2 separate regions of the Homo sapiens genome follow, and region 1 is linked to region 2. A link is a contact called in ENCODE Hi-C or POLR2A ChIA-PET data. All regions are on one chromosome and are shown on one strand. Each heading gives the region's core, a stretch centred on a gene start or an enhancer-like site at or near the end of the contact. The rest is flanking DNA. Distances are from core to core; before and after follow the strand shown.

Region 1 (3,720 bases), core at 64-2,563, 74 kb before region 2:
GCCCCAGGATAACACAAAGAGCCAGAGTAGGATTTCAAGCAGAACTGTGTTTTCAGTTGATGTGTCAGTCCCCTGAGAGTCATGTGGAAAAAAAAAAAAAGAAAAAATTCAAGGTCCAGGTTATTTCCACCACTCCTGGGAAACCAGGCCTGGAGAGCTCTCTAGGGAAAGAGGTATGTCTGCTCTGGGCTTTTGCAACCTTATTTTATAATTCACTTTCTTATCTACTGCTTCACAAAACCAAAGGGAAATAGGTACAAACTGTATCGACAAAAGATCAGAACTGAATTCTCAATGGCAAAGGCAAGTGTACATTATAAATAGCAAAACAGCTGGCTTGGACCATGTTGCCGGCCAGTCACCCAGTTGAGGGATTTGAATGACATCATAACCCTCGAGAGGGTATTGCTAGCCAGCTGGTGTTATTTAGAATACACAAAAATCAGAGAAAGAAAACACACTCTGGCACACAGACTCCCTCTGTCATACACACACACACACACACACACACACACACACACACACACAGGTTTGAGTTATATGGAAAATTCAAACAACAGGAAAATTGTTTGCCCCCCAGGTACCCTTCTCCCAGAGTGGTGGGGTGGGGAGGGGACAGTGACAGGCAGCCTAGTAGAAGAATAAAGAAAAATGTTCTATTTCAGTTGGGTTTTACAGCTCGGCATAGTCTTTGCCTCATCGCAGGAGAAAAAGTATGAGACAGTGCCCTAAAGGGACCAATCCAATGCTGCCTGCCCCTCCATAGGTTCTAGGAAATGAGATCACACCTCTCACTTGGCAACTGGGACAAGGGGTCACCCGAGTGCTGTCTTCCAATCTACTTTACCCCAGTCACTTCAGGGTTAAAATTGTAGAGTTTGCTGGAGAGGGTCTTATCGTCCTTTCTTTCTTTTTTTGTTTTAAATAATGCATTTGCTCTAGAATCTAAAATTGCTCTCCCATCCCCCATATTCCTTTAATACTGGTAAGGTGTATTAGCAGACGTTTGTGTCTTCATGCCCAGCAGAAAGTTAATCAGAAAACAGATCCTTATTTTCTATGGCAGCATAAGTATTTTAATGTCTGCGAACCCTGTCACTAACACACATTCTTTTAAGGGAAAAAAATGCTTCTGTGCTCTAGTTTTAAAATGCAAAGGTATGATGTTATTTGTCACCATGCCCAAAAAAGTCCTTACTCAATAACTTTGCCAGAAGAGGGAGAGAGAGAGAAGGCAAATGTTCCCCCAGCTGTTTCCTGTCTACAGTGTCTGTGTTTTGTAGATAAATGTGAGGATTTTCTCTAAATCCCTCTTCTGTTTGCTAAATCTCACTGTCACTGCTAAATTCAGAGCAGATAGAGCCTGCGCAATGGAATAAAGTCCTCAAAATTGAAATGTGACATTGCTCTCAACATCTCCCATCTCTCTGGATTTCTTTTTGCTTCATTATTCCTGCTAACCAATTCATTTTCAGACTTTGTACTTCAGAAGCAATGGGAAAAATCAGCAGTCTTCCAACCCAATTATTTAAGTGCTGCTTTTGTGATTTCTTGAAGGTAAATATTTCTTACTCTTTGAAGTCATTGGGGAATTCTATTTAAATTGTGTACTGTTTGCTTCTGCCTAGAACTGTTCTTCACTTTAAAATTTTCATTGTTTCGGAACCGAGAGTTATTTATAAATTGCTGAATATGCAATTCTGTGGAATCTGAAAAATAGCTCGGGGAGATGGATGCATTTGCACAGATATCTGTATGAGTAGAAACTATTGCAAGGTACTTATGCTAAATCCTCCACTTCTGCAGGGCTTCCGTGGTGTCATTACAGAAGATTCCTTTAAATCCTCTCTATGGCTAAGGGCTATAGAGCATGGATATGAACTTGGGGATTTTTTTTTTCTTTTGCAGGTGCAGATGTTTTATTTTTAAGACCATGTTCTTTTGCATGTGTGTATGTGTCTCTGTGTGTATGTGTCTCTGTGTGTGTAACTCATCAGGACTTTATTTACAAGGCATGCTATATATGAAGGGTTGTATTTTAGATGATATTAAAGCTTTTAAATATGATCTTTGGAGCTAAGGTCCCGGAACTCTGCACTTATGCCCAGAGAGAGTGTTAAAGTTAGAGTAAAGTGTAATTTGTTCTTCCAAAAAAGAACTCCTTGACAACTCTTGCTGACCTTGCATATTTGTATAATTTAAACAAATACATACTGTATATGGAAAGCAGAAACTTTCTAAGAGCTGCTTGCCCAACTTTTCTGTTTAGAAGAGGACTTTCATGGGCAAAGTTTGGACTTGGGGTTCTGTGTTATAAAACTCTGATTTTATATTCAGTGTCGTGAAGTCCCTTTAGGTAAATCTGGCTGCTGCTGTCAGTGCACCGACTTCTCGTTTCCGATTGCTGGCCGTAGTTCTAGTTTCCATTCTCAGCAAAATTATATCCTTCAAGACTTGTGTTTTTTTTTCAATTTGCAAGCGCTTTTAAGCTGCTGTCACTGGCTCCACCGATTCAATTGCCTGAGGGCTCAATTCATAAGACGTCTCTGCCACTTAGTGCAGCATTCAGTTGCTGCTTTCAAACACTTCACCACTACGACTTTCCCTAGTCAAGTAAGTGGCTCCAGGAGTTAAAGATACACCCTTGTCAGGCACCTGATTCTGCTGTTCCTGAGATGCCAACACATGCAGGCCACCTTGCTTTCAAAGAAATGACGTCACTGTGCATACATACTATGTGATCTAGCAGCTGGAGTTTTTGTCTCCTTACTTAGGGGATCATAAAAGAGGCTGTGGAGCGTTATCTCTGCATTAATTACAAGTTAAGAAAATTGTTTCCAAATGCACTTTTCATGCTGTGTATGCTGAACACTTCAGAAGTGGAGCTCTTAATAAGTTGTTACTTTTTTCTGTACTTGAAGCAGGAAGTGGTTTGAGGGAGCTGCGTGGTCTTTCACATGTAATTCAGTGGGTAAAGGTGTCCTGCCCAGAGGCAGAGCTCACCAGCTGATTGTACTCTGACTCTCAAGGTATTTCCAAGTGAGTGAGTCGGGGGAAGGGAGTAAGGGAGTGGACTGGAGCTTGGGTCACTATCTGGGCTGCTACAATAGGCATACAATGGAAATAGGTGGCTTGACTGGGGGGAAAAGATTGACTTAAATCCCAGCTGTGCAATTTGTTCATTGTTTCAATGGACAAAAGGCAGTTTACCCAGGCTCATAATAGCATACCTGCCTGGGTGTCCAAATGTAACTAGATGCTTTCACAAACCCCACCCACAAAGCAGCACATGTTTTTAAGACTTCAGTTTTCTATTCACATCGGCCTCATAATACCCACCCTGACCTGCTGTAAAAGACCTGGAACAAACAAAAATGATTACACCTACAGTGAGTATTTTCTTATGACTGTTGCCCTCAAATTTTACAGGGCATTTTCATTGTGGCCCAGACATCTGGAATCAATTAATATTCCATTTATCTAAGATTAAAAAAAAAAGAACTTTTAAAATTTGGGTTTGTGAATGATTTTTGAGAAAGTGTTTTCTGATTTTTTTTTCTTTTTTTCTCATGTCTTTCTGATTCTTCCCTTTTTTTTCTATCATATCTTTCCTTTCTCTCTATTGATTTCTTTTGTGTTTGGCAAAATAAAAGGCCAAGGAAATAATGAACATATGGGACCACTTGTTTCACACTTTAAACTCCTAAGCAAGTTCGGTAT
Region 2 (3,799 bases), core at 641-3,140:
TGGGTGGAGATGGAAACATAGTCTATTGAAAACATCACTGCTTCCTCCCTGAAGTTTAAAGAGCCTATTTTTATCCTTTTAGATTCTATCTCTCAGGCAAAATCTCATAAAGATAAGTGGGGAGGAAAAAAAGGGGGTTATAATACCTAGGGAGTTTGCTTTTGCTAATTGAATACTGTGCTCCTAGACTTCTATAAATACCATTACAAATGGGTCCCAGCTTGTGGTAATACTCACCCTCCTCATTGAGTCTTCTGTCCCATGGCACAGCCTTTCCCTCCAAACTAGCATCTACCCCCATCTGGAAGCATGGGCAGCTCATGATATTATCAACTATTGCTATTGGAAAGTGATTTGGACTTGAAAGCACTAGATATTTTTTACCTCTTGGGGAGGCAGTTTAGCAGAGTGGTTAACTGGTGAGCTCCAGAATCAGAAGGAATAGGTCCAAATTCCAACCACTATTACATCTCCATCATAAGAAATTAGGCAAGTTGTTTATCCTAAGTTTCAGATTCCTTAAAGATAAAACAGTCAAGACAGTAGTACTTATCCCTGAGAGAAGTATAGGAAACAAGAAAATATATGCAATTTACATACATACTACAATCCCCAGCACATGACAAATGTTCAAGTAATGGGAACTGTTATTATTTTAGCCCTTTGTCTATCAGTTTGTTCCTCTGTGACCTCAAGCACATTACTAAATGTTAGCGAGCTTCAGCTTGTACGTGGGACTGACAGGAATAACACCGCATCACCTCATGTGGTGATTGTAAGGATTCAGTGATATTATTTTGTAAACTGTAAAGCCTTTGCAAATGTTAAGCAAGATTATTATTATTGCCGTTGTTATTAGTCCTCAGTGATCTTTTTTTTTTTTTTTTTTTTTTTTTTTTTTTTTTTTTTTTGGAGACAGAGTTTTACTCTGTCGCCAAGGCTGGAATGCAGTGGCACAATCTCAGCTCACTGCAACCTCCGCCTCCTGGGTTCAAGCAATTTTCCTGCCTCAGCCTCCTGAGTAGCTGAAACTACAGGCACACGCCACCACACCAGGCTAATTTTTTGTATTTTTAGTAGAGACGGGGTTTCACCATGTTGGCCAGGCTGGTCTCCAGCTCCTGACCTCAAGTGATCTGCCCACCTCGGCCTCCCAAAGTGCTGGGATTACAGGTGTGAGCCACCACACCTGGCACAGTAATCTTAATTGAAAAGTCTGTGGATAGCTTTCCAAAGGAAAGCTTGGAGCTTGGATAAGAACCAAGAGATAATGGGAGAAGGTGAATGGCCTCTTCAGGGCCTTTTCTAGCACCCTAAATATGCGTGTCTGTCCATAATGGGTAATCATATATATCACAAATCAAACCCTCCACAAACTTATTTCCTAATGTGTTTGTTAACCTTTCCTTCTAAAGGGTAAACTTCTTTAACCAACCCCAGTGAGCTGGAGGATCAATGTTTTCTTAATAGTCTTACCTTCGTTGGTGTCAATAGGAAACAGTATTTACTCACTACTGTTTTCCTTTTAAAAATCTGTCTAGTTGCATACTAGAAACAGTTTCAGCTGGTTTGTTTGTATTGGACAAGCTGCTGAAGTGAAAAGTTTTTGCTTGACTGAATGTGAGACAGTTTCATAACTCTTCAAGAAGTGCACCAAAGGTGGGTGCCAGCTCTGATGACGGCTGCTTCTAACATGCCTCCACTTGCCGCCCATTGTCAAGGGTGGCTGGCGTAATTAAGTTAAGACAATGAGCAAAGCAACAGATGCAACTGAGACCTAGTCCCTGAGTGCTTTTGTTTTGTCACTGTCATTGTCTGCAACAAAGAAGTCACATGTGACAGCCTGGGAAGAGAGCCAAATGCAAACCAGACGATATCCCAGCTGGTTTGAATGGCCTCCACCGTGCACGTGTGTGCATGGGAATCATGCTACTTGGTACAGCATCTGCTTCACTCAAGTGAGTTTCAGCCCATGGCTTTGCTGTGATGCTGAGACAGACCCAGAAGAAACAGACCAGGGAATCCCTCCGCTCAGACTTTACACTTTATACCTTGTGCTTTGAGAGAAAAGAAAAAGAATCTCTCTATTGGAGACAAAAAATAGGATGTATGTGGTTGGTCAATCTAACCTCAATTCTTTTTGCTATAGCCCCCCGCTAATTTAAAGAGTGAAGCATAGATGGTATCTTAATGTTTTCTTGTAGAAATTTGGGATTAATTTGGCTTGAGAGGAAGAATGGAGATTAAACGCTTTATGAGGCTTTCTTTTAATTTGTTCCCATTTCATTCCTGAATATTTTCTTAGTTTGGGCATTGCAGATGTTTAAAGAACTTCTTATTTTGAGCTGGTATGCCTCTTAAACAGAAAAACAAAAGGTAAAATTCAAATTAGTGTGTTTCTCCGCCTGTTAATTAATTTGGTTAGTAGTTAGGCAGAGAGATGGCATCCTTAATAATATCTATTTTGCGGGTTTGATCAGCTACAGACCATCAACAGTGTTGATTGAGAATTGAACAAAAACATTTCAAGGAGTTTGGGAACATTAGGGATGCTATTCTGTGGCCCCATGTGTCCTTCTCTCATTTTTCTAGAGAACTCCTATAAGAAAGCAGAACACGGCCAGGCATGATGGCTCATGCCTGTAATCCCAGCACTTCAGGAGGCTGAGGCAGGCAGATCACCTGAGGTCAGGAGTTCAAGACCAGCCTGGCCAACATGGTGAAACCCTATCTCTATTAAAAATACAAAAAATTAGCTGGGCATGATGGCGCGTGCCTGTAATCCCAGCTACTTGGGAGGCTGAGGCAGGAGAATCACTTGAACTGGGAGGCAAAGGTTGCAGTGAGCCTAGATCACACCACTGCACTCCAGCCTGGGTGACAGAGTGAGACTCCAACTCAAAAAAAAGAAAGAAAGAAAGAAAGAAAGCAGAACCCAATGGAAGATTAAGAACACACATTTAGCTTACGCCTGTAATACCAGCACTTTGGGAGGCCAAGGCGGGTGGATCACAAGGTCAGAAGTTCGAGACCAACCTGGCCAATATGGTGAAACCCCATCTCTACTAAAAAGTACAAAAATTAGCCATGCATGGTGGCAGGCGTCTGTAATCCCAGCTACTACAGAGGCTGAGGCAGGAGAATCACTTGAACCCGGGAGGCAGAGGTTGCAGTGAGCTGAGAACGCGCCACTGCACTCCAGCCTGGGTGACAGAGCGAGACTCCATCTCAAAAAAAAAAAACAACAAAAAAAAACAAAACACAAGTTTACTGGGAACTTAGCAGTAGATGCTTTGCACCACAACAAATGTATCTTAAGTGGTCTTTTGTGATATTTGAGGGAAAGTGCCAGAATTTAAAACAAATGGCATTTCAAGTTATTCTATACAAATGCCCAGTTTCTTTCTACCATCTTTTTTTCCTTTTTGCAGTGGTCACTGAGCTATTTTAGTGAATGTTTTTACACAATGATGCCATCTTCCTTCTACTCAGTCAGTACAAGATGTTGACCATCGACTCATAAAACACTAGCTACCTTTCATGAAGGACTTGGTGATAACTCTCATGTTCCAAGTAGAACCGGAAAACATGTGTAAGAAAACCTGCCGATCCCTATGGGCCTTGGCCAATAGGTATTATTCCCAAGGGGTGGCAGTTTATCTTTTTCCCCAGCCTTCATATTAAAACCTCTCACCTTCTCCAGGTCTCAGGTCTGTGTAATCTCAAATGTGCTTTAGCTCCTCACAATATTGTAACTGTGTGGGTGTTCATTACCTTAGCCAGAAGACAGTTTACAGAT

Evidence for each region. A loop is a pair of places that touch in the nucleus more often than their neighbours do. ChIA-PET counts read pairs that join two places held with the same protein, here RNA polymerase II (POLR2A). Pooled maps may share reads with other maps.
Region 1: a map with no recorded cell type shows a loop between it and region 2 (6-fold over the local background). The contact joins the promoter of IGF1 here to the enhancer-like site in region 2. A Hi-C loop is called at or near these places in 1 of 168 maps with a recorded cell type or tissue (GM12878), 16 of 37 single-sample maps with no recorded cell type and 7 of 50 pooled maps. POLR2A ChIA-PET finds 5 or more read pairs at or near these places in 4 of 52 experiments (GM12878, MCF 10A, activated CD4-positive, alpha-beta T cell and 1 more).

The regions. Positions count from the first base shown.
Region 1 is chr12:102,478,156-102,481,875 of GRCh38, reverse strand. IGF1 (insulin like growth factor 1) reads left to right here and starts at 1,313. Exons shown (of 4, transcript NM_000618.5): 1 at 1,313-1,557. The coding sequence starts at 1,495. LINC02456 (long intergenic non-protein coding RNA 2456) reads right to left here. Exons shown (of 13, transcript XR_007063427.1): 11 at 1-3,720. RefSeq lists enhancers at 2,458-2,507, 2,598-2,857.
Region 2 is chr12:102,404,207-102,408,005 of GRCh38, reverse strand. All of the region lies in intron 3 of IGF1 (insulin like growth factor 1), which reads left to right. It overlaps LINC02456 (long intergenic non-protein coding RNA 2456), which reads right to left. Exons shown (of 13, transcript XR_007063427.1): 7 at 3,775-3,799; 8 at 385-518. Among named protein-coding and RNA genes, the nearest start is that of IGF1, 74 kb to the left of the region's middle. Within about 2 kb of position 1,890, at least 5 of the 41 ENCODE cell types and tissues checked have a DNase peak (open chromatin) inside an H3K27ac peak, as active enhancers do.